Linked DNA regions of Homo sapiens: regions 2, 3 and 4 are each linked to region 1. Evidence: read pairs that join two places in POLR2A ChIA-PET (ENCODE). Cell type or tissue: CD4-positive, alpha-beta T cell. All regions are shown on one strand. Region 1 overlaps RORA (RAR related orphan receptor A). Region 2 overlaps RORA (RAR related orphan receptor A). Region 3 overlaps RORA (RAR related orphan receptor A). Region 4 overlaps RORA (RAR related orphan receptor A).

Region 1 (8,000 bases):
CCCTTATGAGGACTCTTGTGATCATATGGGGCCCACATGGATAACCCAGGATCATCTCCCCATCTCAAAATTCTTCCTCCTTTGAGTCTCTTTTGCCATGTAAGGTAGCATATTCACAGGTTCCAGGGATTAGGAGGTGACATCTTTGGGGGCCATTATTCTTCCTACCACAGGAGGTGAGGGAAGGCTTCTCCCAGGAGCTGCCACTTGAGAGGAGACCCACACGACAAAAACAGATGAGGGGGACAGGCTGCAAAGATCCTGGACCTGGCAGAAGCCTGCAGATTCTGAGGAAAATGCCAGCATGACTGAAGTGAGCAGCAAGCGGGGGCTGGAGGGGGAGGCAGGGCCCAGGTCCCTCTGCATTGCGGGAGCCAGAGAAGGAGCGCAGATTTCATTCTGAGTGCAGTGGAACGTGGGCAGAGGGCTGGAGAGTTGTGTTCTCACTGGGCTAACTTGTACATGGATGAAGACAGTTTCTCTGGCAGTTGTTTAGAGCAGTGCTGTCTGGTAGAAATACAATGTAATCAGATTTGTCAGTTTAGATGTTCTAGTAGCCACATGTTAAGAAGTAAAAGGAAACAGCTGAAATTAACCTTAATAAAACATTTTATCTTTACCCAATCTATCCAAAGTATTATCATTTCAACGTGGTATCAATATGGAAAACTTATTAATACGATATTTTATATTCATTTTTGTACCACATCTTCAATATCTAGTGTGGGTTTTATGCTTGAAGCATACCTCAATTTGGACTGGCCATATTTCAAGTGCTCGACAGCTACATATGGTTGGTGGCTACTTTTGGATAGTACATGTCTAGGCACTGTTCTCAGAATCCAGTGCAAAGTCTACTCAAAGGTGTTCAGAAAAGCAATGAACAGTGCATTGTCACGGAACATATGGGCCACCTGTCACTCCCATCAGCCATCCCCAATTCCAGAGGTTCTGAGTAGGCCACAGGAAGTAGGGGATGGAACAGGAGATTCTAGAAAGGATGTGTCCTCTGGTGAAGCTGATGAGGTTCAGCCACAGACTCTGATTAGACTCTTGCCTGGCTGCAACCTCCGAGAAACACCCTGTCTCTGTTTATTTCATAGATATCTAAGTTCACCTCTGCGTTCACCCTTATACCTTTAATCCTCAAGGGAGTTTCAGCCAAAGCCCGATTTTTTTCCCATTTCTTTATAGATAGGGCCATTTATTCAACTCATTATACTAATATTACTGAAAACAAGGGCAGAGGTTAAGAACAGGAAAAATTCAATGAAGCAATGAGAGGGTATCAATTGCTAGGACAAGAAGTATATTCCAGGCACTTTTAAGCTATACCCATGCTCTCTTGAGCTCTTGCTGTGACCCTGATATTAACCATAAAAGTATAGCCCAAAAAGCTTGGTACCAAAAGAGCATCATGTATATCCATTTAGATTTTTACAGTGATATTAAAAGGGGTTATGAAACAGAAAATAAAGATCTGAATTAAACATTTAGGTCATGGTGGTTTTGCATAAAGTCTAGTATGTGAGAAGCATATTCGATACTGCACAAGACAATAAAAACAATAGCAATGTTTATTAGAATATCCTATTTAGAACCAGCAATCTGTGCAACATACTCAGCTTTTAGGAGATGGGCTGGCCCCGAGTTTCTTTCCGATGATGGATTTGGTGGGCTGGCATCTTGACCCTGTCATCCAGCCTGCGGGTACCATCAAAAGGCAGCTTGACCATTTTTGATATGTAGTGACAAAAGCTCTAATGTGTGAGTACAAAGGTGCCTTCTGTGAGTGCTTTGGTGCTTTAGCGCTTCAGTCAAATTACCAGTGGCTCTAATTAGTGTTCCTGAAATCTGGAGCAATCTATATCTGCATTCCAAAAAGGGGTGGAATGTTTCCCTCTGATAACACATTAGTATGAGTCCTTCCTAGATGGGTGTTCTGAAATTATAAGGACGTGATAGTGTGGAGGAGAAGCAGTTACGATAGAGAAACCTGTTGCTTTGAAAATCAGCAGTGATCTTTGCAATCAGCTGATTAATAAATATTTATACAGTACCTATCAAGTGCTACACTCTGAAAAAAATAAGTATGCAATGATAAATCACAGTACGGGCACCAATGTGGTTCTGACCTGGAAGCGAGTAGACCTGAGCCCTGACAGCCACTTACGATTGCTGCTATCTTTGGTTTAATCATTGTATAGCAGAGACAATAGTTATTGTCTCAACCAAGATTCATTTCCCTAGGACAAGTTACTTTATCTCTCTGGACCTCAAGATTAAGAGGGTCTGAAGGGATCATGCTGGTGGTGGTAATAAAAATAGCTTCACAGCTGGGCGCGGTGGCTCACGCCTGTAATCCCAGCACTTTGGGAGCCCGAGGGGAGCGGATCACGAGGTCAGGAGATTGAGACCATCCTGGCTAACAAGGTGAAACCCCGTCTCTACTAAAAATACAAAAATTAGCCGGGTGTGGTGGCAGGCACCTGTAGTCCCTGCTACTCGGGAAGCTGAGGTAGGAGAATGGTGTGAACCCGGGAGGCGGAGGTTGCAGTGAGCGGAGATCGCACCACTGCACTGCAGCCTGGGCGACAGAGCAAGACTCCATCTCAAACAAGCAAACAAAAAAATGGCTTCACATACTGAGGTGTATAATTGTGCTAAGTACTTTAATGCGAATTAACTCATATATTTCTAAAGCAAACTCAACTAGAAGATGGGTTCTGTTAGTCCCAATTTATAAATGAGAAAGCTGAGATTTAGGTTGTGTGACTTACCTGAAATCAAAGAACACCGACTAATGCCAGAGCTGAGATTCAGTAGCAAGTTTTAGAGCCTGTAAAGCTTCCAATCGGCACCCCCGGAAGCTCATCCCAGCTGTCACATTCTGTGGATCTGGGGACCTTAAAGAATCATCAAAAGATTGCCTGGGGAAACGAAAAGGTTGAAAACTGATGGGGGAAACCATATTTCAGGGAAATAGGGACGAGGCATTAGCAGAGCTTCAGAGAGGAGAAACATACCATCGTCTGTGGCTCAGAGAATTCAGAACCTAACTACATCAGAATACCGTGATGCTGAAATGCAGTGTGTCTTTCTGGGACACACACCGATAAATCAATGCTGAGATCTCAATTTGTGTTGACGTAGTGATGGTCATTCAGCAAATGAGCCTTCACATAGCAGGCAGTGCCACCCGGAAAGGCACTTCAAGGTTGCTGTATGACAACTAGTCTCACCTTCTCAACCTTTTCATTTTATACCAGTGTCAGCCACAGCTGGAGGACTTGTGAATTTCACTTTAACTATAATATTTAGTGAGGACACACACACACACACTCACACACTGGCACCCACAAAGTCTTCACTTTGAAACAAGGGTGGGTTTGGTTTCCTTCACTTATACAACTGATGCCTACCAGGGATATTTTTGTTTAGACGGCTCATTGGCCACAAACCGTTTCATTATGTGTTGCCCAGTTACCTTGGCTTCCTGCACATTCTTTTGAGCAGATAGTTCATCTCCTTATCTCAAAGAATTGTTTCCCCAAGTGTAGCCCTGGAGCCAATAGCTTTGATACCATCGAGGCAAGAAGGCATTAAACCACCTTTTTTGTAATTGTCTTAGTCTTACTTTTTCATGTCTGTTTCATGAAAAGTTGATGTGGTTAGATTTAAGCTGGGCCTCGCTGAGGGTATCATCTGTGCCTGGGGTTACCCACATCATCACGTGGCTTACCTTCCTTTGCAGTATGGTGATCTTATCTTCTTTGCTGCTTCTTGCCATAGAGCAACCAGCTCCTTCTAGCTCCTATGTGTGTGTGCATGCATACAAGTGTGCATTCGACATGCGTGGAGGCTTGCTCGTGGCAGCAGCTTGTAAAATGACACTTTACCATTCAGAATGAAAACTGGCTGGTTGGGGGCCTTTGCTATACTCTTAGGGGCAAACGACAACAACAACAACAACAACTCCTTCATTGGCTTTTCCATTTGGGAACTTGGAGCAAAGTTTTCCTTAAGTAGATGCATTTCTGTGTAGTTTAAAGTAGTAATTCTTTTGTTCCCTCTGTGTCCCAGTAACTGAGCTGACAACCCAGGGTACAAAGATGAATATGACTGAGTCACTGTCCTTGAGAGAGCCTCAGGACAGCCATAGGAGAAAACATGTTAACAAATAGCTAGAATTCAACTCAGGAAGGGCAGAGAGGTGCCAGGAACAGAGTTCTCTGGGAAGACAAGTGAGGGGACTAGGAGAGAAGAGCCAGAGGAGGCTATGAAAAGGAGCAGGCATTTAAACTCCATCCTCAAAGTCAAGTGCAGGTTTGCCAGTTAAAGAGGGGAAGATATTCCTGGTGGAGAGAATAACCAAAAAAAAAGTAAATGAAGATGTGAAAGTGTGGGCTATGTTTCCTGTGCCCTGAGCAGAGTAGGTATATTAGGGTGAGGCTGTAGAAAGATGGGCCAGCCCAGCTGAGGAAGGACTTAGTGCATTATCCTGAGATGTTTAGCATTCAGGGTATGCTTTAAGATTCAATCCAACAAGTGCACCAGAGACCCAGGAAAAGCAAAAAGAGACATTCACGGACCTTGCCAAAATGGAGAACTTTGCCTTCCCCAGCAAGACAGGGCTGTGCCAGCCGTTCTGTCCCTGGTTCTGACTCAGCCTTTGGCTTTCTTTTCATCAGTCATTTAACCCTCCGAGAACCTGGCTTGCCACGGTCAGAGTGTGAATCTTGAAAGCGTCCTTGACCCCTCCTGACAACTGTAAAGTCATGGGAAGAATTGCTCTTGTAACTCATCTTGCCCTTGGGCAGCTAGTGGACATTTGACCATGACACGTGTAACAAGAACAGTTGGTTTGTGTGGCTGCAGCAGCCACATCACAGGGAGAGGGAAAGAGCTCTCCGCCTGGGAGAAAAGGCCTTGGGAACTGTGTGGGCTCTACCACTCTGATACTGAATGACCTTGGACAAGTTATTTCTCTCCAGGCTCCGATGTCCTCACCTGTAAAATGAGGTACCTGGACTTTATGGCTACTAAGAGGCCTTTTCTCCCTTCTACCGTGTCTGATTCTGCCTTGACTCTTTAATTTTTAGGAAGTTAGAGTGCAGGAGACTGACCAGGGAGCGTCTCTGCTTAACATGGGGACTCTGAGATTTGTGCATGTTTGTGCTTTGAGCAAGGAAAAAACAAATCACCAAGTGGCCCAGCGAGGTTGTTCCTTCTTCCATTTCCTTGCAGCAGAACAGCAGGGGGAGGGAGAGCGGCAGAACCCAGCTTCTTGGCTGAGTAGATCTTGGGTTTGGACATTTGGAGAATTACCTTAGGAATGGAGTTTCACGAGGGGTGTGGTGGGTGAACGAGAAGGGTGGACAGAGAAAGAGGCTGCTGCAGGATGCAGAGAAAGAGCCCACGTTTCAAATGAATACAGCCAGCCCCAGCTCTTCCACCACCCACTCTCACTCAGCAGATGTGGCGGGCTGGCACTCACTGCCCATCTACTTGAAGCTTCCTGGGCTGCGTGTCTTCTTTATCCACCCGATCTTCTACTTTGAAGGCTGAGAACTTTCAGCTCATATGGATTGAGGACTTCTTAGAGCTCCTCTGCCCCAGGCACCAGTTTGGGTTTGGGAGGGGGTGACCATGACAGCCCAGGACCTGTGTGGAGGGTCGGGGGAGGGGTGTGACAGCAGCACAGGGCATCCGTTCAGGTAGAAGGGGCAGTGAAGGGGTCAAGAGCATGGGTTTTGACATCATAAGATCTGCAGTCCAATGCTCACCACTGACCACTGACCCACTGTCAGCCTTCTGAAGCTGCTTCATCTCTACAGGCCTGAAAATGGAAAGTGCAAGTAATGAAACTTCATGTAGGACTCTTGTGAGAACTAACTCAGGAAGCAATGCTTAACGCTGTATCTGATGTGTACTAAGTGGCCCATAAATCATAAATGGTAGCTTTGAAAATATCTATTATGATTAATGCTTTGAACAGTAAGTTAGGGTCAAGATGTAGAAGTTTCTGTTTGCTGAGACTAGGTATTTGGACTTTATCCTGCAGCCCATGGGCAGCCAAGGAAGATATTCCTGCAGGGATGATATTAAATAAATTGCTGTTTGGGGAAATCTTCACCTGTCATCAGTTTGGGGAGAAAGGAGGAATGTTGGCAAGGAGGCTCTGTCAGTATCCAAGCAAAGTGGACGACGGCCCTGGGGTGGTAGAGAAGGGAAGGGGGTGGAAAACACAAATTCGTGAACTTTAGAAAGGAAGATGGCTGAGGAGCAAGGGATGGGTCAGCTTGGCAACCACAGAGAAGGAAGAAGGGGTCAAAGATATGTTTTGAGAAGGCATCCGTGATGGCAGTGACCCAAACTGTAGTGCGAGGGGAGGAGAGACAGTGCTGTTCTCTCTCCTGGGGGAAGGCCACCATCTGGGATCACTGGACCCAGGTCCCACGCCCCCAAGGGCACTGCTTGGCACATTGATTCATTTGTATCCTGCTTTTCTCAAAAAGGTTTGAGGCTGTTTTACACCAGATACAGTGGATGGTTTCTACTTTCCTCACAAGTGACAATGAGCTGAAACTGTGACAACCAAAAAAAAGGAGATAAAGGGCGGAGCACAACATCATGACGGGGAGGAGAGAACGAGGGCAGAAAATGGACTGACCAGGTGTGTGGAGGGGTGTTGGCTCCACCTGTCCACTTGTGGCCTTCGAATTATTCCATCATTTCTAATCCACTCCCTTTGCGAGGGAGGAATCCCTCCAGGAAAAACAGAAAAACCAGGTCTTTCTCAATAGCATTTTTACTCTTCCTTTCCTGTGCAATGTCAGAAGCAATGGCAGGGGCCTCCTTCTCCAGAACCAATACAGCCCCCAAGAAAGGAGAGAGAGAGAGGGAGAGAGAAAACAAGAAAGAGCCACAGAAAGGGAGAGAGAGACAGAGAGAGCCCATTGCCAGTAGGCACTGCCAGGCGAGCTGCTGGTTGGATGGCTGTGGCCGCGGCAGCCACAGGACGATCCAAATTGTGGCTTTGCTTCCTCTCTCTTTCTCTTTGGTAGCACACAATCACTCAGCCCTAGATTCCTCTGTGTTTCATACCCAGGAGGTCAGGGAGGGCACCTTGTAGTGCCTGAGGCCCCGAGAGGGTTCACAGCCACCTGAGAAGTGTTTGCAGTCTATGGGTGTGTGTTCTTTCTCCAAGCTGTGTCAGCTGTGGGATGGCGTGGAGAGAAAACAAGAAAAAGTTGTTTCCCTCAGCTCTCTGCTGAAAAAATGCTCACGGGGAGTCAGTCAACATTTGGTAAGTACGCTGAATGTTTTTACTTTCAATGCCTAAATTTCTCTGGCTTCCGTAAGGTATCGTTGTCGAGGAAGGAGGTGGTATTGTCGCTACCCTCCCTCCCCGTGTGGTGTGACAGCAGAGATAGTTATCTCTACACCCAACTCAGTGTTGCTTTTTTTGGGTAACAGCTTTCGAAAAACTATCGCCTGGGCTCCAGCTGGTCAGGCTTCGATGGCAGTTGCCACAGTGCCAGGCAGGATGCTTTGTCAGTCAGGCTGCCGGGCCACGGAGACAGGATTAGGGGATAATGAAGGCATCCTCCCCTTGTCACAAACCAGAAGCTAAGCCCCCCATTCCTGGGATGTCCAGAGAGGCTGGGTAAGAAGATGTGCTGTGAACACAGAGCTCATTCGCTCTTCTCCTCCTTCAGCCTAGCAGTGGCGGGACACATGCAGTGTCCCTCTCTGGAGGGAAAAGGCAGCTGAGCAAACATCTCACTCTCTTGATTCTTTTCTAAATGGGACTCCTGAGGTCCAGAGTCCTGAACCATCTTTCCCAGAGCCAAGCCTCTGCTGGTGAGAGTGGGGACAGGGTTCTATGAGTCATGGCTGCAAATCCATTGTCTGGAGACTTCTGGTTAAGGGCAAAAGGCCTGGCTTCACAGCCACAGATCTGAATCAAATCTTGCCTAAGAACCTGGGGAATTTTG
Region 2 (8,000 bases), 120 kb after region 1:
TGATAATAAGAATTACCATCCTTGTTATCATTGTTAGTGATCTAGCAGGGTAATTGTATTTATCCTTTAAGAATTTAGACCCCTTTATTTCCCAAGAGGATTTGAGGTGGCTTATAATACCACATAGAGTATCCAAGATAAAAATTCATGAATAAATCCGGGTGGAAAGAAAACAAAGGTAGGAATCATAACATGAAGCCAGAGGTAAAGTCAGTATACAGATTGCACACTATCAGATTTGGTACATTTGCTAAGCCTTAAGGGAATTAACATCTTTACCTCAAGCACTTAGTTTCTCTAAGATAAGGTCAAGGGCTACAGTGTTGACCGTGCCACACAGATCCATCTTGTCTCTGGTGCACTGAAGAAACCTCTACACAACTGCACATACTCCAAACTTTTTCCTTTCTCTCACCCTCCTTGTGGATTGAGAGCTTGCCTTGGTCCTTCTTGTAGCCTCCAAGCCCCAAGAGCAAGATCTTGCATGTAGTAAGCACTCAATAAATACTTCTTGATTTGTTATTTGAATAGATGAATAAATGGATGTGTGGATGGCAGGATGGATGGATGGAGTTGTGTGTACTCCTGGCTAGAGTCCTAACTGTGACTCTGATAAAGTCTCATGAGTTTATTCCATATTTGTTTTAGTGTGAAAACCTCCAGGGAGGATTATTTGCAGATAATCTATTGTTTATTTTATTTAGGGGGATTTGATGTTTCAAATCATTACACTGAGAAAGTACTCAACTAGTTTAACTTAGTTTCTCCTTTGCTTTTTCCCTGCGCCTTATGTGCCCTGAGGGGAATAATTTTCAAAAAAAAAAGTAATTTTCCACAAATTTTCAAAGAACATGGCCATTTTATGTGAGTGGGGGGGGGAATGGTTTTGATAGGATCACATTTGTCAATCTCAACCAGTTTTGAGATGATAAACAGTCTATTTTTCTCTTTCAGCAAACCTTTTTCAACCTATATGCGCATCGAAACTAAGGGTAGCTGCTATTGCTAAAATAAAACTTTATATGTTAAGCCATTTATTTATGTATAATGGTTAGCCTTTTTATAAAATCTAGTTTTGACAATATCTTTCTTGGATAAGGAGTCCCTATGTATCATTTAAATAATACATAAAATTCTTATGTATTTTTATAATTATTGAAAATAAGTGAAGTTCAACTGTCTGCACACCCTTGAAAATCTCAGCAGCCTAAGGACAGATCATCCAGAGAGCTGGGGTTTCTTGCAAGCTAGTTTTTTTCTATCTTTGCAGAGATCTGGTAAGAAGTTAAACTCAAGGGTCAGTGGCAACATGCTCACCTGCAGGATTACTTTGGCTGCCTGACTCACTGCACCCTGACCACTTCTCTGGGAAATAGACTTGGTGTTTGTGAGACGTGGAGAGGGAAGGATGAGAAATGGGAAGGAGGGTCTTCACATCTTGTGTTAGAAATGTTCATCAGAATGACAGGGTCTCCACTGGCCAAGGTTGTGGTCCTCCTTTCCAGTATTTTTCTTGGATGACTACAGGACAAGACTGGCCAGGAATAAGCAGAGTCCAGCCTTGTTTGTGAGATCTGGCACGGAGCACAGATCAGGGCAACAAGAAAGCAAGTCCAGGGAAGTCAGCTGAACCAGAGAAGAGCAGGTGGACATGATGTCCTTAGGTGGGACTCTTGATTGTTCTGAAAGACAGCTTTCTGCTGGTGTCAGCAGCCTGTTGCATGTGGGTGATCCACGTCCCTCAGGGGCTAATCAGAGCCAGAGGAAGGTCAGAGAGCTGCACGTAAGTCCTCTACACAAATAAGGCAGAACAGAAACACTCTGTTTATTTGTACATATGTAAAGATAAAAGTTCTAAGAAATAGTGCAGTGAGTGATGGGGGAAGGGTGCTGCTATTTTAGCTGCACCTTAATTTGTGGGGTTATCTTTGTGATTTTATTTCCTCTTCAGTTTCACTCACTGGAACACAAGCTCAGTTCTTTAATGACATATAGAGAATTTTATGTACTTATGTGAATGATGTACCATATGTTGACAACACATGGAAGTCTTCTTGAAATTCAGAACATAAGAAAATAAATAACAAACTGAAAGGGAAGAGAATGGAGTTAAGGGAGAAAAGGGCAGGAATCAATAATGATAATGTGAACTGATGTTATTTCTTTGATAGGTTTTCAGTAGAAAAGGTATTGGTATAGTTTCAGTAATTGTGATCATTTAGACTCTGGCTGGGCTAAATCTGTGACAAAATGATTTGCTAAGCAAATGAATACAGGCATAGTTTGTTTAAACAATTGATGTGTTTCTAAAGGGTTGGTTGCACGCCGTCTAGGGCGAGTCCTTGAGTAAAATGAGTCACCATCCAGTAAGGAATGGCCCTGAAAGAGACAGACTTGGTCTGAGGAGCAGGCACCTCTTACTAGAGATGACCCTCTGCAGAAATAATCTTTGCTCAAATTGCAAAGTGTTTTACTTTTTGTTTTCATAAAGAAGACTGAGCCCTGATTTTATCTGTTTTAGAAAAGCTCCATATATAAATGTTTCCTATATCTGGTTTGTGCAAAATAGCCTTGTGTATTGAAGGTGTAAATAAGTTTTCCAGCCATTATTTTTTCTTACTAGAAGAGAAACTTGTTTACTAGCAGTTAAGAAATAGCTATTTACCAAGTTCTTTGAGGGTACCCAGGTCTGCCTGCCCCACGGCACTTCATACTGTGAATTCCACATAGCAGTACTCAACAAATCTGGTCTGTATGAGTAAATAAATATATACTTAAATAATGTGCATGAGAAAACATAAATAAGAATATTATTGTAATGGAAGCCCAGCCTTGGTCTCCTCAGGGAGGTGCTTGGCTATTGTGGTTTCAATTTCCTCTTATCTATTTGTGACTTAGAACATACACTAGGCAAATTTATTTGTCTAGCTCTTGAGACCATGTGTAAAATAACAAAACTGTTTTCTGATCACTCTGATTTTTTGTTAATTTGGACTGCTCTCCCCGCCCGGCAATTGGTGCAGCTTAATGAGGTCATTTTTGTGGATCCACCGATCTCTCTGCGAGATGTTTAGTCAAAGAACCCACGGCCTCTGTTTCTCTCTTCTGCCCCTGACTCATTCCATGACCTTTAAAACGAAGGCATCGTTACCCCAGGAAAGGAGGTTGTATTGATTGCACTTGAGAACTGAGGTTTCTGTGTTTCTCTGTTTGTTTGATTGATGGTGGATGATGCAGGGAAAACAGTGTGCGGGGAGACTCTCAGGTGTGGGGGCAGGAAGTAGTAAGTTCGAGAGTACCACAAAGTTCTCCAGGCTGAACCGAGAGCTGGCTGGGGGTTTTGGTTACATTGTGCTTGAAAGCCCTAGGAAGCCCCCAGTCGAAATATGGCAAATTCAAATGCAAGGAAAGCTGAAGAAGTCATACCCACAAACTCTGGGAAATTACAGCCGCCCGTTATTAGTCATTCTTACGGGCAATAGAGAGTGTTGTTTTAAAAAATTCAAATCTGGTGCTATGAACAAAGACCTGTTCTTTCCTGGACCAGATAATCACTGCCAGGATCGATTCGAGAAATTAATAGGAGGCCTTGTCCTGTGCTGCCGGCAACTTTGTTTCTTGTCAAGTGCAGCCCTGCACACAGGTGTCCCTAAGTTCCTGGGGAACCATCAGCACCCAGAATACCACAACACGTCCTTATTTACACACAAATACTGAGTTCCTGAGGCAAGAGGGAAGGGCGTGACCATGAATGGAAGTAGCCACCAATGAGGATGGTTAAATGTACCCTTGATAAAAGGTGACTGGGTTCGTTCCAGTATTTTTATTGGACAGTCTGGGTTTTTCAATGGTTAACTTAGATTATGTTAGCTATCGTCTGCCTCTTTCTGCTCGCATTAAACTTTACAACCCAAATAGGACTCTCGCATGCCGTCTTGCCGTCAGGGCGAGGACTACATCTTGTGGGGTGAATGGAGGCATCAGGCTAGCTCCCGTATCACAGCCCATGTATTCAGGTGTGTTAGGCCTTAAGGGACTCAAGAGACCTTCATGGGTGTGAGATGCTGATCCTATGTCACAGAAGAAGCACCTAGGGCAGGTCATGGCCTAGTGTTTACAGTAACACACAGCAGTATGAGAAACTCGATTTTAGGCTCCTGCTTCCTGTTTAGTGCTTCTTCCGTCTTCAAAATGCCGCCTCTTTCTATTTTATGACAAAGACTGGAAAAGGAACAATAAAGGCTGGGAGGTGGGGCTTTGTAGACTTGAAATACCTCTCTAGCCAGGTGGTATATTTTGCATTGCTGAAAGGCAACACTGCAATGTAGCTACGCCCCGTATATTTAGAGCAAGCTAGCTTCTTCTGAAGCACACAACATGTTTACCTGTGAACCTCCACCCCCATCCCAAAATCAATTTTTCCGGTACCCAAGCACCTCCACCAACCCTTGAAGTAGGAGTCTGCAAGGTGAATTTCCTAACAAGCTGACTTTTCAAAGGTTTTTCAGCTCTCAAAAACATGAAAGCTGTGTTTAAAAATTTAAGGGTCTGATATGTACCAGTTCTGTGGAGCAGCAGCAGGACGTAGCTTTTTGCAGTGCCATGATTCCCCAAACCCCAACTCTTTAAATTAAGATGTTTATGACAGCTGCTTGTGCTTAAAGGAATGCACATAAGATTGGCCATTAATTACTGCTCTCGGGTTTTTGCACCTATTCTCTGCATTTCACGGCAAGAGTCAGTATTGTTGTGTAAACTATTTTTAGTGCTTTTTAAGAAACCCTATATTTTGTGGTTTTGGATTTTTAATCTTTTATTGTGAAAATTTCCAAAAATACTCAAGTTGAGAGAAAGTGCAGTGCTCCAGTGAACCCATCATTCAGCTTCAATGACCATCAACATTTTACCATCGTTGTTTCACTTACCCCTCCTGCTAACACACACACACACATTTTTTTATTTTGCCGAAGTATTTTAATGAAAATCTCAGACATCATGTCATCTCAACACTAAATACTTCACTGTATATATTTTTAAATATGTTTATATAACTATAATGCCATGATCAAACCAAAAGAAAATTAATAATTCTTTAATGTTATATAATATTGAGTCCATATTCAAATTTACAGTTGATTTGATCAAGTAAAGACCCAAACAGTTTTCATCAGGCCTTTTGCATCTTTAACTAGAAATGCCACACACACACACACCCCCCCCACACACACACACAAAGCTGATTGATTATCTTTTTAAAGAGCTCAAGGCCAGTCCTTGAACTCTGACCTCTACACCTCACTTTCAGAACGGCACGGGAGCCTGTACTAACCAGAAACTTTGCCTAGGTAGTAATACAGAGCTCTGTGTCAATTGTGGAAATCCTTCACCTTTTAGAATTATTTTCTTGTGGTAAATATTTGTACAATTCCTTTTGATTTTCATCAGTGAAAGGCACAGGGTCTTGATGTGCCTTTGAGAGATCCTTTTCCACATATTAATGACTTCCTCATCTGCTTCCTGCCAAGTTTTGTACTTTGGGTTAGAAAGAGGTCAAGACATGGATGGTTAGATGAATTCCTTGTTACCCGAGCTTTGTGTATTAATTTCTCACTACTCCACTCTGGCTCTAGTTAGTCTTTTAAAGTCAGTTTGCAACATGGTGACAATTTTGACAGGAAAGTCAAATTTAGCTAACAACCGTTATTCAATCGAATGTGATTAAACCACAGACGGATACCTTTCATTCATTTAGCCAGAAAACCTTCTTATAGAGTGTTTTTTCTATTCAATTTGTAAATCTAACGTTTTTTCATTTACCGGACTCATTTTTAAAAGTGAGGAGTGACCATTTTCTAAGTGAATGTCTTTAACTCTCTGCTGTCACCTTCACTTTGAATTCCCCAACAAGAAAACCACCTTTAGAATGTTGGCAGGTGTGGTGTTTGCTTCTGAATGCAGCATCAGGGATGAGATGGGAAACTTGAGCATTCTAGCACGATCCTTCTACCAGTAACTGATGAACTTAGAAGAATAAAAACTCTGCCCAGTGATGTCCAGACCATCATTTCTTTTGCCTATATGTTGAACTAATTTTATTATGCCAACTGTACCATAGTGACATAACTTTGCTGTTACGAAGGTCCTATCCGTAGAACACCAAATCTTAGAATGAAAATGCAATGTGCCTGTAATCCCAGTGCGAGGCCAAGGTGGGTGGATCACTTGAGGTCGGGAGTTCGAGACTAGCCTGGCCAACATGGTGAAACCCTGTCTCTACTAAAAATACAAAAATTAGCTGGCATGGTGCTGCATGCCTGTAATTCCAGCTACTCAGGAGGCTGAGGCAGGACAATCGCTTGAACCCTGAGGGTGGAGGTTGCAGTGAGCAGAGTTCACATCTTTGCATTCCAGCCTGGGTGACAGAACAAGACAATGTCTCAAAAAAAAAAAAAAAAAAAAAGAGAAAAAGAAAAAAGAAAGAAGAAGATGTGACCTTATTAATCAATTATCCAGAGTTTTTCTACCTAAACTCTAGCTAATCTGGGAGCTGGTTGCATTTGGAGATTTCATCTGTATTTTTTATTTATTGTCTGGCACATAATAGGGGCTCAGTAAAATGTGTTAGTTAATTAATGACAATGCCAAATATACCAATTTAGGAGTGATGACAGAAGACAAAAAAACATGATAAAGGTTTTATAACTTACTGCCAAGAAAGGAAGATTGTACCTTGCCTTCTAACTGCCAGTGCCATAGGACTTTTATTACATGCTATAGGTATTACAAGCTATGCCCTCAAGTCTTTCCTGCTGGGACCATGGATGAAGAACTGACTTGGGGCATGATACTTGAAAAGAAAGAGAAGAGGGTGCTGCTGTTTGTTGAATGGTTGCGTACAAGGCACTGTTCTGGGTGCTGTACATTCTCTCATTTATCTACCATAACAAGCTCAGGGGTGGATTTCCACTTTGGGAAAAATTCTCAGAAACTGAGTTTTCCCTCTGCATACATACCACCACAACAATAATCAACACAGAAGACTTCTGTGACCACATGCGTGGGAGTTTTTCCCACACACCAAGTAACAGACACCATCTGGGTACCCTTCCATTCAATTCTAACACTGTTTACCTGGAGATATTGTCAGATCCCACAGGTTGAAGGCTCAGTTCCCACAACTGCCCCCCATGCTTTCAGACACGAGTTGCAAGTCCAGGCCTCCAGAACGTCTGGCCAACCAGCTTTAAGTTGAGGGTCCCACCACCCTCTCTTTGGGTTCAATTAATTTGCTGAAGTAGTCTAAAGAACTCAGGAAAACATGTTTACCAGTTTATTATAGAGGATATTGCAAAGGATACAGATGAGGAGATGTTTAGGGTTAAGTATGGGGGAAGGGGAACGGAGCTTCCATGCCCTCCCTGGGGCACCATTCTCCAGGAACCTCCACATATTCAGCTCTGAACCCAGCCCTCCTGGGTTTTTATGGAAGCGTCATGATATCAGCATTATCTCTCTTCAGAGTATAGGGTGGGACTCTCTCTGAGGAGGGTCTTAAAACCTACAATCAGAAAGGTGGGGAAAGAGTAGAGTCCTGCTTTGGGGCAGGTGACTGTAGGGCAGGAGAAGATCAGAGACCTGTCCCTGAGGCCTCACACAATCAACATTATAACAAGACTGTAACAAAGGATATGGGAGTTATGAGCCAGGGACTGTGGATGAAAACCAATATATATGATCACACCACAGTATCTTAGCTCCATATTACAGATGTGGCTCAGAGAGAATTACCTGGCCTGTAAGTGGTATTGATGAAATTCAAACCCAAGTTTGCATGCTTTTCTCCCTGGACCAGTGCAACAGGCTGTCTCCTTTAGGTTTGCAACTGCAAGTGCATTCAGAAGAGAAGGAAGAAAGATGATACAAAAGGCGGTATCTCTGAAGGAGGGGAAGATTCACAGGGAATATGGCACCTCACAGAAGTCTACCATCCTAGCCATAAA
Region 3 (8,000 bases), 140 kb after region 1:
CGGATCTTTCTGATATAAGTTTTGGGATGTGTAGGCCTGGAGGAAGGGATGGAAAATCAATGGTTTCCTGAAGGCCTCTGGGATTTTCCCCATGCTCATGGGCTCAGGAGCTTCCCTAGGATAGGAATGACTAGCTGCTCACGTATTCTTTGCTAGCTATGCAGGCACTACATCAAGGCCTTGGTCCTGCGTGGCTGTGGTATTTGAGGTTCATAATAAAGCTGACTGTAGAACATGGATTTTACCTTATCATCAGTATTTGTTTTCACCCTGACCCCTGGATGCTCTGTTAGGGAATAGATCTGATTCACTTCCTTTTCAGCATTCTACTGCATAAACAAGCCTGAGCTCTGATATATAAATAATTCTAACTGAATACCAAACAGACTTAGCTGCTCTATTGCCGCTATACCCTGGGAACAGGGTTGGGGGGAAAGTGTAGGGAACTGAAAAGGCTTGGGAGGGAGGGGAAGATGTTAGGATTTCTATGAAGAGCCTGGGGAGTTAAATGCAATAATTTTTGTGCAAGTGTTATGGAAAATTCCTTCATAGCCCTTTATTCAATAGAAGCTATTTGTAAGTGTTTCTCCCACCCACCCTGGGACACACATACAGGCATAAAATGACAAAGAACTCAACTTCTAATGCAAGCCAGAGTTGAATGCCACTTGGATGTGATGTTGGTAACATTTTTTTTTCCTTTTTTTTTTTTTTTGAGACGGAGTCTCTGTTGCCCAGGCTGGAGTGCGGTGGTGCCATCTCGGCTCATTGCAACCTCCGCCTCCTGGATTCAAGCGATTCTCCTGTCTCAGCCTCCCAAGTAGGTGGGACTACAGGCACACACCACCAAGCCCAGCTAATTTTTGTATTTTTAGTAGAGACAGGGTTTCACCATGTTGGTCAGGCTACATTTTGTTTTAAAAAAGAAGATAGGTACCTAGGAGAGTCCTAGTTGGGCTATCAACACGAATAATACAGAGGGCTCCTCTATTGCCAGAATGCTAGGGAGCGGTTCAAAGGACCTAACAGATAAGCTCTCTATCCTGAAAACCCTAAACTCTAAGCCTCAGTCCAAGGAGGTGACAGTTAGTTTGGAAGGAGAGGCTGAGCATACATCCACAAAAAAGGCCTGCAAATGGGTGGTAAACATGAACTCAAGTATGTATACAATGTGTTCTATACAAATCCTACAGGGTGGCTGAGAGGAACAGGATGAGAAGCAGATCTGGAAGAACTTAGTATGTGCCCCAGTATTAAATAAGGGGAGAGGCTAAACTTAGAGAGTAGGGTGATATTCCAGGCTGGAGGATGGCCAGTGTACCAGCCAAGAACTGGACACAAATGGGAACTTCATGGAAACAGAGAAGAGCTGTGGGAGAGGAAGAGGTCAACGAGGTTATTAAAAGAGGATTTATGTCAGTGGGTGGACTTAAGGACCAGTTGAGTGGCTTCAAGAAATAGATGACCGTGGGCCAGGTGCGGTGGCTCACGCCTGTAATCCCAGCACTTTGGGAGGCCGAGGCGGACAGATCACGAGGTCAGGAGATCGAGACCATCCTGGCTAACACGGTGAAACCCCATCTCTACTAAAAATACAAAAAATTAGCCAGGCGTGGTGGCGGGCACCTGTAGACCCAGCTACTCGGGAGGCTGAGGCAGGAGAATGGCGTGAACCCGGGAGGCGGAGCTTGCAGTGAGCCGAGATCACGCCATTGCACTCCAGCCTGGGTGACAGAGCAAGACTCCATCTCAAATAAATAAATAAATAAATAAATAAATAAATAAATAAATAAATAAAATAAAGAAATAGATGACCATGGATGCTTAAAGGGAAATATTCGTACTTGTATGAGGGGCAAGCTAGAGTCAGAGAGCAGGCTAGAGTGAATTCAGGGGACTGGGTGAGATTTCTTCTCTTCGCAACAGCCAGAATGGAAGCTTTTCCATTCTGAGAAGCTTCAGTAGATGCTCACCTGTCTAGTGGCAAACCAACGGTTACAGATTCCAGTGGCCAATTGAGGGCCATCGGATGGACTTGTTGAGTTCCAACATTGGAAAAAGTGGTATCTTCCCTCAGAGCATGTTGTATGCCTCCATTTGCACAACAAGTGACATTATTAGTGTCTTTCTCTTGTAAAACCACTATCAACTTCTCCTGAGCTAGGTAAGTAAGAATCAGAAACTATTTATTATCTCAACCTGTCAAAAATGTAGTTCACATCAGAGGCAACTAGTTTGTTAATTTGACTGAATTTTCTCTTGGAGGCTTTTTCCTTTTTGGGAGGTAATTTTAGCTGAGCCCCAACTCTGCAGAGAGCTTGTCAGTGGAAGAGTTTCAAGCTTAGGAAGTGCTACTTCGGCTTTTATTTTAAGGTTTGCTCCCTCTTTGCAGAAGCACTCTCTTCCTGTTCATCAGGTATTGATCAAGACAGTGGTATGGGCTTCTGTCTCCAGAGAGGATTTGTGACAATGGGAAGCTGAATTTGGCCCATGGAATGTTTAAAAGTGAAATGGAGCAGCACTTGCAGCAGGACAAATACTTCCCTCTCTCAAGACTCAGGTTGTGATTTATCTTGATACAAAAGATGTAGACTTGTAGTGTATCTCCTATTGCTTCAACAGATAGAAGCTACCAAAACAGATTATTCAATCCCCTGCCCCTTTCTTACCATACTACCTTCCTTCATGCCCCACCCCCAAAATACCCCATACAGACCCACTTTGCAGAGAACAATGGACAGACTCCAGGCAACCAAACGTAAAAGGACAATGAGAAACCAAACCACAGCCACATGGCTGATGTGCTGCTTGAGGGTGCTGTGTCAAGCAGCAAATGGGAAACTGAAGCAATCCGTACTACCCATGCTGTCCTTCTGAAGAAGCCACCAGGCTGGAAGTCAGGTAATGTGGGTTCTTTCACTGGCAAACCTACTAAAACTCATGCTACATGAGCCCAGCTGGTGGAAAAGGCAAAGCATTCAGTCAAACGATCCTGTTTTTTTGCTCAAACTCAATTGATTCTTCTTGTCAATGGGTGGATTCGGTGCTTTGAGGTCACGCAGATCTAGCCTAAATAACTATGCGTGTGCCCTTTTTACCGTGCTTTCTATAGCTCCATTTCCTCACCTGAGACATGCTGATGGTGCCAATGAACCTTCATAATACCTGCCACTTCCCTTTCACCTGGGGACCCTAAGAGGATTAATTAGATATTATCTGTAATATACTTTGCACTCCTTGGAGAAAGATTCTATATAAAAGCAAAGTATTATTATTTCTAAGAGAGATGATACTTATTAGCTCCTTGTAGGATCATTAAGCAAATAGATTATACTTCCCTTTAGAGAAATTATCTCCCAGTTTTCCTAATTCTTACAGTCTATAGAACAGAATATATATTTTAAAAAATTTTAATAATAAAAAAATGTCAGTTGGTTGGTTGGTGAAGGGAATGGGATGGATTTCTAATTCTAACCATAACTTCAGAAGCTTGTTTTTAAGGTCTTAGTTACCAAAGAAAATAGACACTACAATCACCTCTCTGCTTTTAGAAAATGGCCTTGTCTCGACCTTTATCATAATTGCATAGTAAAGACAGCTCTACAGTTCTAAGTTTGTTCATTTTACGGCCTTTTGCCCCTACAATTGTTGAATCCTTTGATTAAATCCCATTGTAGTTAAGTAACTGTTCAGAAATCACAGGGTCATCATTATGCACATACTTGTGGTGATAGTCTACAAATTGATAATGTAAGTTATGAGTGGAAAATTTTAAATCCAAACTCCAGTCCACAGAAATTTCAGGGAAAACTCAACCCAATATTCATTTTGTATTTGCCTCATTTTCCACATTGTGTAAAAATTCCTTATTTGGCATTTAATACAAGCCCTGCCTTCAAATGAAACCAGTTCAGCATGCCCTGTGTTTTGGATAACAATAAAAACCACCTAGGTTTTTCATTGTGTAGGTAGGGAACTGCTCACTTTTTCTTTCTTTTTTTTTTTCTGGCACAAAAATGTCATAATGAGAACGATACTCTTACTAGGAGGAAAGCAAAACAAAACACAAAGCAAAATTTTCGAGACGAAAACTCAGAGCAAACGTCTGCAATGCCTCTGTGGGCTCACGAAAAGCATTGCCAACCCTCGGCAGTCACACGTGGAAGCTCATGCCAATCAGATGTTAATCCATTAAACTCATTCACAGCAAAACATAATGTAGGTCAGAGTGGGGAGCAATGTGATGTCGTGTGCAAGCTCATTTACCATCCAGAGCAATATGAGTCAGGGGTGCAAACGTGGAGCACTTCAAGCCAATATTGTACAATACCGAAAGGTAACCATGGTCTGGAACTGAATCAATAACCAACAAGGCTTGCTGTGAGGGTCTCTAATATAGTATTCTGTGAATCAGTGCCCGTCCGACCTAGATTACGCATTTGAAGTACCCTAAACTTTAGTTCTATCTCTACGTTCTTTCTATGGCATTCCTGGTCATCTTTTTCAAGCTTTTATTTTATTTCCTTTTATATTTTATTTCATTTTGGGAGGTTAACACTCCTCTCTGAAAGATTTAAGCAAAACCTAGCCAAATACTGTGAACAGTAGGGGCAAGAAGAAAGAAGACAACAGAAAACCTTGCCCAACAGAGCCCTGGCCATTGTTTTTATTTTTTTTGCATCTCAGCTTCCTCGGCCCCACCCTCTAGGAGTGTGCCTCCAGCACCTTTGGGGAGCCACCCAGGCAGTATGACACCCAAGTTTGTGGGTTGTGTTTGCTCTTAGGATGGGTGTGATGCCGGGAGGGCAGCAACACCCTTCTCTCCTTGCAACCGCATGCCGGTGTGGCCCCTCCTACAACTCACCTCCAAACCAAACCATGAAAAAGCACCAGAGAAGAGCCGAGATGTAAACACCTCGGGAGAAACCTTAACTTTAGACTTCGTCTATTGAAGCTTGGAGTGGCGCATTTTTGTCACGGCTGTGTTGCCTAGAGTCAGAGGTAAAATTCCTTGAGGGTAATGAAGACTTTTAAAGCACGTTGTATTAGAATTGATGTTTTTTGAAAGCAGTTTTAGTAAATGATCAAAATCAAGTTCATTTTATTGTACCCGTCATAAAAGTAAAACAATACTCACTATAACAATTATGGAAAAGACATAAAAGTAGAAAGGAAGAAAATTACTAGATACAATCACAGTTAAATTTTTGGTATGTGTCCTTCTAGACCTTCTTCCTTCCCTTCTTTCCTTTTTTTTTTTCTTTCTTCCTTTCAAGTGCTCAAATATTTCTTAAATCCCAGGTACTGTGTTTTCAGGTGCAAAGATGAGGTATCTGGCAATATATTGCTCTAATCAGAACACAGGATGTGTAAGAATGCACCTTAAATTATGACATAGACTTCTCCATTCATATCATCAGAAAGGATGTGTGATGTGAGCTGGCACCTTCTCAGTCCCTGAAATAACCAGAGAAAATGTTAGGGTGGCATCAACTTAATCGCTATTAAGAAGATTAAGCCTCCTAGCTCTAGTAGTAAAACCGGCTTGTGACTGTCCCCATCTAAGCTGCACACCCTCCCACCTTAGATCCACTGCTGATCAGACAGTGGGATGATCATAATTTGTGTGCATTAAGGCAGAGGGATGAACACGTGTGCCCCTCTGGTGTTCTCTGTGCGTTCTATGTTCATTGAAGAACACAGAGCCAAGTGGGAATGAGGCCAGCAAAGCAACTGGCTTTCAGATGCAATTTTCTGTAACACATCTTAGTGCTATATTTGTCAATGGACTTAGGGCCTCAGAGAACTTTCCAAGGTGAAAACCTAACATTGCTTCCATGGGCGTTGAGGGTAAAGCCCTTAACCCTGCGACTTAATGAGAACAAAATTAAGTGCTTCTTTAAGCAGCTTAGATTTATCTTGTCAATATATGTGATGGGAGGTTTCTTTGTGTGCTTTAGAAAAGAGATTGTGTGTGTGTGTGTGTGTGTGTGTGTGTGTGTGTGTTAATCTGAAGCATCGTCTCCTTGCTCCATTATGTCACCATCCACACTGTTCCTTTATGATAGACAGGGTTCATCTATTCCCTTGCTCTAAACTTAATTACTTTGCAATTAATTCTTTGTTGAAAATAGCAAGGCTCCTAAACTCGGAACATCTCATTGTGAGAAAGGCTGTTTATGGATAGAGGTCAAGGGGACGTATTGGAATATTCCGCAGCACTGCCACAGATATTTTGAATGAAAATGGCAAGAGGGAAAAGGCCCATTCCACACAAGGTGACCATGGAAGGAGAGGGCTTCCTCCCAAACAAACCGAGTTAAAGTCAGCCTTCAAGAATGAAGTTTTAAACATAGCATCATAGAAAAATCTCATGCCAGTAATCTTAAGGAACTACCGTTTTTAGGACCTACCATGTGACAACCACTTGCACATGCATTGTTTCAGTTAATCCTTGTAAAATTTTCCAAGCTAGGTAACATTAATATTAATACTGGCTTATAAGTGATGTGACTTCCTAAGGTTATTCACATACCCTTGAAGGAGTTCATTCCACACTGGTCATTGCTTGATGGTTTGCAGACATAAGATCCTTGAAACTGGCCAGGCGCGGTGGCTCACGCCTGTAATCCCAGCACTTTGGGAGGCCGAGGCGGGCGGATCACTTGAGGTCAGGAGTTCCAGTCCAGCCTGGCCAACACGGCAAAACCCCATCTCTACTGAAAATACAAAAATTAGCCAGGCATGGTGGCTCGTGCCTGTAATCCCAGCTACTCGGGAGGCTGAGGCAGGAGAATCGCATCAACCCAGGAGGCAGAGGTTGAGGTTGCAGAGAGCCTAGATCGCACCACTGCACTCCAGCCTGGGTGACAGAGCGAGACTCTGTCTCAAAAAAAGAAAAGATCATTGAAGCCGAATTACAACCCTATGAGAAGAGTACCATCATTATTTCAGTTTCACAGAAGAGAAAGCCGAGGCTTTGAGAGGGTAAGTGACTTGCCCAATGTTCCACCGCTGGTAAGCACTGATCCCAGCCTCAAACTCCATCATCTGCCTGTGCTCTCAGCTATAATCCTAAACTACCTCTCTCAGAAAGATCTTGTCTTTATCCTCCACCAGTTTGTGAAAACTGCCTTTTAGAGCATTTCCTGCATGTTAGTTGATCAATTAAGCGTTCCTCGGGAGGGTCTAAGAGGGAATTACAGAAATGTGACCTTTATGAGAAGTTGCTGTTGTCTTACAGTATTCCAGGCCTTTGAAGAGTCAAAGACTGATGTAACAGGCTCTGATAACCTCACAGCCCTTTTAAAACACTGCCTCATCACTCTTCCCTCCAGACTTCTGAGGTCACTGGTGAGCATGTTTGCAATACGGAAGGAGAGGAGCACCGTTCCTCTCTCTCCTATAGAAACAGCATGGGCCCGCAAGGACAAGGGCAGGAAAAATCACAGCAGACCGAGTCGGGGACAGGGCACTCCCCGGAGCCTGTGCTGCGGGTGGAGGGCCTGGGCATTGTCAGAGTTCTGCATGTGGTAGGTGATGGATAAATATTGCGGTGAGTGATTGAGCTAGTGAATGCATTCTCACAGTTACAGGGGAGAGCAGAGGCAGTACGTCGGTGAGTTCCAAATCCTTTGTTCACCGGACACTAAATTGAGAGAAACTGAATCCCCAGTTAGAAGTTTCTCTGTGAGATCCTGTGAGATACTGACTCACTTCCTCCATAAACTTCTCCTAACTTCTTCAGTCCCCTTTGATCCATGGTGGTTCTTGCCCATGTGAAGCTTTTTTTACACTACTTCTAGGAAGCTAAGGTGTTTGCATAAAGCTGTACCTTTCCTGAAGGCACATTTGATTCATTCAGCAAATATTCAAGAGATATTTTCCAAGAAGCTATTATGTGCCAGACACAATGGCAGGGGCTTAGGATCAAGAGATAAAAGATATTGTCCGTGTACTTAATTGGAAGGAGTGATGTTCTATATTCTTTGAGAGGGAAG
Region 4 (8,000 bases), 57 kb after region 1:
CACTCGACTTGCCTGGACTCAAATTCCAGCTCTGTTGTTCCTGCGGTCGACAGCAGATAAAGTCACTTTTCTGTTCTTTTAGCTTCCAGCTGCTTCTTCGTATTGGGTCCCTTGGAGTCTCCCTCATGCACATATATTTTTGCAGCCAGCCGAGGATTGGGCAGATTTTGTACATAGATTTTGCAGCTTGCTGCCTCTGCAGTTCCCACCTTTCCAGAATTTCTCCCCTTATGTTCTTGTTCCTTTTCTGACTTATTTCTCTGACAGTTCAAGCTATCCAGAGCTGAAAGCTAACTTGGGAGTGCTCCCAGACAAAACCCCACAAATTCATAAATTTTACTTGGTGAAGGTTCATGTTTCAGGGGACAGACTCCCTTCCAGTTCCTGTTGGACTTTTGACTGCATTCCATTGCCTTGAAAATGGTTTTTAAAAATTATTGTGTGTAGATAACTTAACTGTTATCTGTAAGGGGTTAGTAGATTATGACCAAAAGCCAATAGCCCTTACATTTATATTTAGATATTTCAAAACACTTTGTCTCCGTTAACACAGCTCTGGGAGGCAGAACTAATATTATCAAGTCTATATCACAGATGAGATGACCTAGGGAAGTTAAGTGACTTGCCCAAGTAGTAACTGAATCAGGCCTGAACTCAGAGCCCATGACATCAGCCTGGGCTCGTTCTACAATCAGTTTTATGTACGTTTGATTCTAAAAGAGCCAGACTTTTTGATACCAAAGCATCTATTGCATTTTCTTCCCAATAAACACCACCAAACAAGCAAAAGACAATGAAACAATAGACAGTCCTGGATTTTGAAGCTTTTTGGGGGGGCAATGGGGGGGCGTTTCTAGGGCCTCTGAAGGTCATAGACATTTCTGAAGAGAAAAACGTTACCATGATGGTGTTGAAAGGAAAATACCTGTGGTAACCCTGGAACCATCTGGTACCTACAAGCCCCAGCATGCATAATTGTGAAATTGAAGCTAGGCCAGAAGTTTTCTTCATGAGAAGCCATATATAACCAGGACAAGAGCGCTGTGCATTACATATCCAGGAGCTACCTCTTGAAATTCTTAACATAGCAAAGCAGAATACTCAGCCAGCATTGGCCCCTGTGGTAGGAGAAGGTCTTCAGCTCCTCTCCTTCATGGGGGACTCAGTTGAAAACATCTGCAGGTTGAAAGTCACACAAAGACGAGGAATGTTCTCAAACTGGTGGCTTGCCTAGGCACTTTAAAATATGTATACAGCCTTCTTACTCATCAGGTTCTAGACTTGCAGTTTCCATTCTCTGTCAGTCCCCAGTCTTCCTGAGGCCATGGTGCCACACCATGTTAAAGTCACATCCCAGCTTCTTGAAGGAAATACAGCTTTCCACTAGCCTCTCCATCAGCGCTCACCCAATTAATTCTCCTGGTGCACTTCCCTTCAACATCAACATTTGTAGTTGAGTTAAGGTTTCTCAAAGTGTAGTCTTCGAAAACCTGCACCAAGATTGTGAGTGGACACATTTAAAATACAAATTCTCAGGCTCCACTCCAATTATACAGACATGAGAAATTCGACTCTCTGGTTTGCAGGTCAGAGAATCTGCCATGGAATAAGTGAGTCAGGTGATTTAGATGCTCACAAAAGTGGAAGAACCACTGGTCTGGGTGAAATTATGAGTGCTAAGACCTCTAAAGTCTAAAGACTTAACCTGTGTGAGCCACTTGTCTTTTCACTTGGGGTATTGCTTCTTTTTCTCTTGGGTCATAGGTTCTCAGATGGAGGAAGGTGAGTCTTGGAAATCAATTCTGGCTTCAACACTTATCGGTTGTATCATCTATAGGCTGCTGTGCTGCTTAGAGGAGAATATCCTTCCCAAAGTTATTTGGCTGTGCCTATCACAGACTGGGCACCCCAAAGTAGTTCCTTTTTCTTTATTCATTTAATTCATGCTGCCTATATTTATTGAATGCTTGTTACAAGCAAGGAATTGCACTCAAGAGACCAGAAGTAGACCCACTTCAAAGCTGATAAAACTTAAACTTCAGGACCCTTCATTTGCACCGGCCTCTCCTAAAGCCCTGAGAATGCCCCTAGTAATTTATTTTCATGGTTATAGGTTTCTGTAATATTTGCAAAAGTTAGATATTTTACAATTCTTTCTTCTTAAAGAAAATCCCCTAACTTGCTTAAACTTCAGCTGCCCCAAACCTAGATCTGTCCCTGAAAGAGCTCACAACAAGTGGGATAAAGAAACATACATATAGATTATCAAGAAACGGTATGGATAGTCGGTGCAATGCAGACCCAGTGCTGGGAATTCTGGCAACACATTTGTAAGGAAGCAGGGTGTCCAGGGAAGTCTTCCTGGAAGAGGTGGTGCTTGAGTTTGGCCATGGAATAGAAGGAAGACTCTTCTAGAGAAACAGCTTGAGCAAAGTTACAGAAGCAAGATATATTAAGTGTTTGTGTATGTGATTAAAATACTTTGCTGTTTGAGGGCATTTTCCTTCGGGCTGGGATGGCCTCTGATGCCAGGATGAAGAGAGTCCTTTTCCAGGGAGCAGTATGGACTGTGGGGCTGTGTTCCTTGGGAACACCTGATCCTTGGGATCCTGGCCTCAGCTGGCTCCTCTGTTTGGCCTTTGGGAGGCCTACTGGTGACAACATCAATAATTGTTCTTCAAGGAAAAATCACTCTTCTATTCCTTGCTTCTTCTCCCATAGCCCTCCAACCCTTCTTTACTGTCAGCCTTGCAAATCAATATTTCATTTTGAAGAGCCTTGTTTGATGCCAGTTCTGCTTATTTGCTTCGCAGCCACTGTGGGTAACGCTTTGTAGGTCTGTCAGTATGTAAATTAAACCAAGCATAGATAGCTTTGTGTTGCTTAATGTTCAGCTGATAAAAATTAATGTGGTGTGAAATGAGCATTTTATCTGACTGCAGATACAGTGACGGAGTTAATTAGACAGGCAGAGAGAAAATGTTATTAAGCGGGACAGGGGCTTTCTCATGGAAGGGGGCTCTGACCCTCAGACAGCAGGTTTGGATGGGCCGTGGGTGTGGCTGAGGTACCTGGGCTGAGGCCAGCTTGGAGCAATGAGGCAGGGAGGGTGCCTTCTTTAAGCAATCAGCCCCGTGGTGCTGATGACTGTGTGGATCCTGCCTGGGGAGGAAAGGAGGGAGGCACAGGCCAAGCTAGGCCAGGCACTTCCAGCTCACTGCAAAATGCATGCGTCAGCATTTGCTGAGGCGGCTTCTTCTTGGTGCAGCAACACCGTGATTAGTAGAGAAAGGAGTTTCGTTCTTAAGCAAGAAAAAGAAAGATGATAGGTCAAGCACACGTCACATAGCAGTCAATCGAGGGGAGTTTGGAACCCTTAACTTCCCACTAAAATGTCTTGAGCTGTGCGTTCCTGGCCTTTGCACACACTGTTCCCTCTAATGGGAAAGCATTCCCCACCCCACCAGCCATGAACTTAGCACATTCTATTGCAATCATCTGTCTCCCCACTCGACTGTGTGCTCCTTGAGGTCAGAGATGTGTCTTGTGCATCATCAGGGACCCTGGTGCAACAACATGTTCTTCATAAATGTCAGTGGAGTGGATGAATGCACATGATGCTCACTCAGCCCGGAAATTTCAGCCTACCCCTGCTTTCAGCATCCTTCCTGTCTCGGCTCAAATGTCACATCCCCACCGAAGCTTCTTCTGCCTCTCAGACATGATCAGCTCCCCAGATAGATACTTTTCAGACACCTTGTACTTCTCCTTCATAGACCTCTCCAAGTTTGTGATTCACTATTTGTGTGCCTATCACTGCCACCAGACTTAGCTCCATGAGGGTAGGAACTGGGCTGTTTCACCCACTGCAGTATCCCCAGCAGCCACAAGGGTGCCCAGCACAATCAATACTTCTTAAGTATTTGTTGAATGTTAATACATGAATGAATGGTTTTTCTGATGCCTGATGAACTTCCACTCTTTCCTCAATGCCTTGTTTGGGGAAGGTTTCCTAGGCTCTTCCCACAGAGTTTCTCCTTCCCTGAAGTTCTCATAGCACCTTGTAGATTGCAGTGATAGGCTTGCCAAAAGGCAGCTGTAAATTTTGGGTTATATCCTCTCCTAGCCAATTAGGAAAGATCTCCTTGAAAGCAGTCAAGGTGCCTTATTCAGCTTTGCATTTTCAGTATCTCTCACAGGGCCTGGCCTTTATAAGTGCTCAGTATGGGTTGCAGAATTTGTAAGAACAATTGTATGTATCCCTTGGTTAGTTAAGCTGTATTTCTGTTAGATAAGCAAATTCTTAGCCCACTAACGTATGCTGTCCCCACTCCACCCCTTGCAGAGGAACACTCAGAAAAGATGACTGGTTGTGGCCATCCCTCCACCTTGACCGCAGTTGCAGGGGAAATGTTGTGAAGAAATGCCACAGTTAGTGGCTCCTTCGTGATTGCTGCTAGCATTCGAGGCGGGTACAACCTTTCCAAACAAACAAGAAAGGGACTGTTGCATTGTTGAATCGCGTGCATGCCTGCCACATCTGTCCCTCAGCCAGCCCAGCATCCTTGAGCTCGCAGGCTTGGTGGCAGCTGCTTGAGCAGTAACAGGGCCTTCTGTTCTGTTGGCCCCATGGCGCTCCCCAGCATTTCTCTTGAGTTTTCCTGTTAGATCTCTTTCCATGGACTACACCTTTGCAGCATTAAATGACTTGCTGTAGATTTGCTTATTAACCTCTCTGTTTCTCATTTGTAAAATGGGATGACATTCTCAGAGCTATAGACTGAAAGTCTTAGGTATCTTCACAAAACACTGACAAGATTCCACTCACACACCACCCCATGGTTCCTGAGACACTGACCCTGAGAAAAGCCATGGTTCTCACTCTGTGATCATTCGTCTGCTCCACACCTCCGCTGGGAAGGTTGCTAAATGCCTATCACGAGCTGAGACTCCAGAAAGACTTTACCTGCACTCGCACAGCTGTTGCTGAGTGAGGTGTGGATCCAGTCGGGTGAGCATCAGGGAGGGAGGAGGCCTCCTGTTTGTTTGCCAGTCCCAGGCAAGACAGGGCCCAAGGACCACTGGAGGAATGACAGACCTCAGGGCAGATGGGCAGTGTGTTTTGCAGCAGGATCTGGCCCTTTGCTCCTTTCCCCTGGGTCTCTGTGCATCACGAAGCTGCTCAGTAGCCCTATTTCAGGGAGGCCACGTGATCCACTGTCAACCCTGGCTGGCCCTGGTGGCAGAAGGTTGGTGTCCTTTAGCTCTCTAGAGTAGCCCCATCTCTGTCTTCCCACCTGCCTGGACTGTGCCCCCAACTTGGCCCAGCCCACTCCTGCTGTGCAAGGTGCATCTCACAAAGAGAGTAGCTTCCATCGTGTTTCTCTAGCGAGGCTCAAGACTCTTTGTAGAGTTGGTTAAGGAGGTGGATACTTTTAGGTAAAAGGTATTAGTAATATTTATCTTTTTGAGGCATTTTTGTTTCTGTTATCTTGTTTTATCCCCTGACCTTTCAACAAGGAGCACACTGATATTGTCACCATTTGATCAATGGGGAAATGGAGGGACAGATGTATTTAGTGGCTTGTCCAAGGTAGAACATCCTATCCAGAGCACTCCTGTACACTGATACAGCCCAACTCTCAACCGTAGTGATGTCGTGTATGTATAAACATGACATCTACAGCTGATGAAGCCCCCAGAGGCCTGGAACCATGTCTTTTGGCGTATTCCACAGGGTTCCTTGCAAAGGCAAGTCTTTAATAAAAGATTTTGGTGAAGTTATTTGTCAGGGATCCATTCATTCCATTCATTTAGTGCCTAACAAATAGTTATACTGAGTACCAACCTTGTGAGGTGCCAGAGATGAGATGGAGAACAGAGACACAGGCCCTGTTGTGCGGAGCATACAGTCTTCTGCAGGAGACAGAGCTTGTCAGATTGCCACCAAATCAATGTAAAACAACAACAGTGACAAACGCAATGAAGGATTTGTCCCCTGGAAATACTTTAGCCTCAATATGGAGGGGAGGAATGCTTCCCCGAGGAAGCGATGATCGGAAACATGAATAGGACTGAACCAGACAAAGGGAGTGTGATATGCAAAGGTCCTGTGGATAGAGGAAGGATTATGTATTTGAGGAACTGGGTGAAGGCTACCGAGGCTGCAGCCCTGAAACGTGAGGAAGCATGATGTGAGATGTAGCTAGCTGGAGGGACAGACGAGAGACCTGACTTGAGCTTCCTGAGCTACTGCTTGCAGAACACCTGACATTTCCTTGTGCCACATTCATTTGTAGATGAATCTGTTCAAAAGAATGCATGAGATTGTCCTGGCAGTTACAACTCTCTCTTTTCCTTTTTATGCCTCACTTACTAGCAATTAAAATTGAGATCCCTTCTCTGTTTACCTATTCATTTATTTAAAATGTTTATCACTGGAAAGGGGATGCTGAAAGTTTCTCCTTCTTTGTTTCCATCAGTGACCTCAGGAAGAAAGTTTCAAACCCACACAAGTCTGCCTCCTGGTAGACCATCTGAGGGCATGGATCAAGCCTGTTAGAAAGATGCTCACTGATGTTTACTTTTCGAGTGCATGAAACCAGACACTGAAACTGTTCATTAAAAATTCCTATGTTCACAGACAAAGAAAAATCATTTCAGAAGCTCTGTAATGAATGTACAAGTGGGTACAGGTTATCTTGTCAAACACAATAATCGTGAGTAAATGCAAACGGATGCTGCTTGTATTTGATTTTGTCTTTAATTGAAGCATGCTGACAGCTGCCTCTGGACTTCCACATCCTTGGGTTGGGGGATCTGGCTTTTTGCTTTGTAATTTCCTCTCGCCAGGGCTGGGACAGGGGTGACATCTAAATATGAGAAGCATCTGGTCAGGGAATAAAATGGAGAGAAATGAATGAAATTAACATGTATGTATAGGCACTTTCACATGACCCTTCACACAAGGACACAGCTAGGATACTGGTGAAGGGCATAGGCGACATTTCTACTTTATAGAGGTTAGGTTGGTTTTCTACTTTAAAGAAAAGAAATTAGTATGAGAGAGAGTCACTGCTCAAGTCATACAGCTGTTAAATAGCAGAACCAGGATGCTAATTAGGTCTTCTGAACCAACACTGAAAGCTTTCTCTTCAATTTTACAGCTGTTCTTTGCATTTCACCCATATTGTACATCCAACTATGGATTCAGTCTAACAACAGTACACTCAGTGCTGGGCTAGTCACCAGAAACAGAAGGGTGAATCAGGCAGTGGTTCCTGGGCAAAGATGCTCACAGCCAGGTAGGGTAGACAGACAGACACAGTGATGGAATCAAAGCTCTATAATGGTTGTGCAGCACAGTTTGAAATGCCAGCAGGACCAGAACTTTTTGCCACACAGTTTGGAGTGACCCAATTGGAATGTCCAGAATCTCCATCTCCCCCATTGAATGGAAGATCCAAGGTTAATGTGCTTAATGAAGCAGTATGATTTCAGTAACATTTGGGGAGGCCAATACAGGGTCCCTATATTTTACTGCAAAGGAATAACATGAACAACAACAACAACAAAATAACTCCATCTATTTTTTGTCATCTTTCCCCTAAAAAGTGGACTTTGGGGACTGAAAAAATAGAAAGGACATTATCTTAGAGTAAGGAATAATTCTCTCCTTTGAATATATTTAGCTTCGTGGAAACTTATTATGTTATCCTTATTTTCCCCAGTTAGATACAGACCAGTGAGAACCAAAGCATGGGCCTGCCCATACTGTTTACTGACCAGCATGTGGAAGCCGTTGATGTAAAGGAGGGATGGCTCCCCTAGGTTTGACCAGAAATCATTGTGTTAAACTAATTGTGGGAATGGTTTATTATCATGCGTACAAATTCTCTTCTTTGCCAGTCTTGAAAAGATGATTAGCCACATGGATCTGGGTTTCCTTCATTTCAGGGTGGCTAACAGACAGGTTGTTGATCTGAAAGGTTCTGAAACCC

The links. ChIA-PET counts read pairs that join two places held together with the same protein. Peaks named below come from ENCODE experiments on the same cell type or tissue, not always from the same donor. Only the 100,000 strongest peaks of a DNase experiment are listed, where the experiment ranks them.
Region 2: POLR2A ChIA-PET joins it to region 1 with 28 read pairs; 5 of 35 experiments call an interaction of 5 or more read pairs at or near these places.
Region 3: POLR2A ChIA-PET joins it to region 1 with 11 read pairs; 6 of 35 experiments call an interaction of 5 or more read pairs at or near these places.
Region 4: POLR2A ChIA-PET joins it to region 1 with 15 read pairs; 6 of 35 experiments call an interaction of 5 or more read pairs at or near these places.

The regions. Positions count from the first base shown.
Region 1 is chr15:60,840,379-60,848,378 of GRCh38, reverse strand. The region is part of intron 1 of RORA (RAR related orphan receptor A); the gene reads left to right. It overlaps LOC124903500 (a long non-coding RNA gene), which reads left to right. Exons shown (of 2, transcript XR_007064666.1): 2 at 1-628. Among named protein-coding and RNA genes, the nearest start is that of RORA-AS4, 81 kb to the right of the region's middle. In CD4-positive, alpha-beta T cell, no CTCF peak of the experiment used is centred here; DNase peaks (open chromatin) are centred at 3,728, 7,068, 7,398 and 7,908; H3K4me3 peaks cover 2,720 bases; H3K27ac peaks cover 3,823 bases.
Region 2 is chr15:60,716,257-60,724,256 of GRCh38, reverse strand. All of the region lies in intron 1 of RORA (RAR related orphan receptor A), which reads left to right. Among named protein-coding and RNA genes, the nearest start is that of RORA-AS2, 39 kb to the right of the region's middle. RefSeq lists enhancers at 2,898-3,007, 3,038-3,127, 3,598-3,647, 3,688-3,737. In CD4-positive, alpha-beta T cell, no CTCF peak of the experiment used is centred here; DNase peaks (open chromatin) are centred at 3,286 and 3,946; H3K4me3 peaks cover 1,039 bases; H3K27ac peaks cover 4,117 bases.
Region 3 is chr15:60,701,133-60,709,132 of GRCh38, reverse strand. The region is part of intron 1 of RORA (RAR related orphan receptor A); the gene reads left to right. Among named protein-coding and RNA genes, the nearest start is that of RORA-AS2, 24 kb to the right of the region's middle. In CD4-positive, alpha-beta T cell, no CTCF peak of the experiment used is centred here; DNase peaks (open chromatin) are centred at 4,202 and 4,792; H3K27ac peaks cover 1,888 bases.
Region 4 is chr15:60,783,812-60,791,811 of GRCh38, reverse strand. The region is part of intron 1 of RORA (RAR related orphan receptor A); the gene reads left to right. Among named protein-coding and RNA genes, the nearest start is that of RORA-AS4, 24 kb to the right of the region's middle. RefSeq lists enhancers at 2,620-3,120, 3,121-3,621. In CD4-positive, alpha-beta T cell, CTCF peaks have their summits at 3,714 and 3,916; DNase peaks (open chromatin) are centred at 3,231 and 3,861; H3K27ac peaks cover 1,492 bases.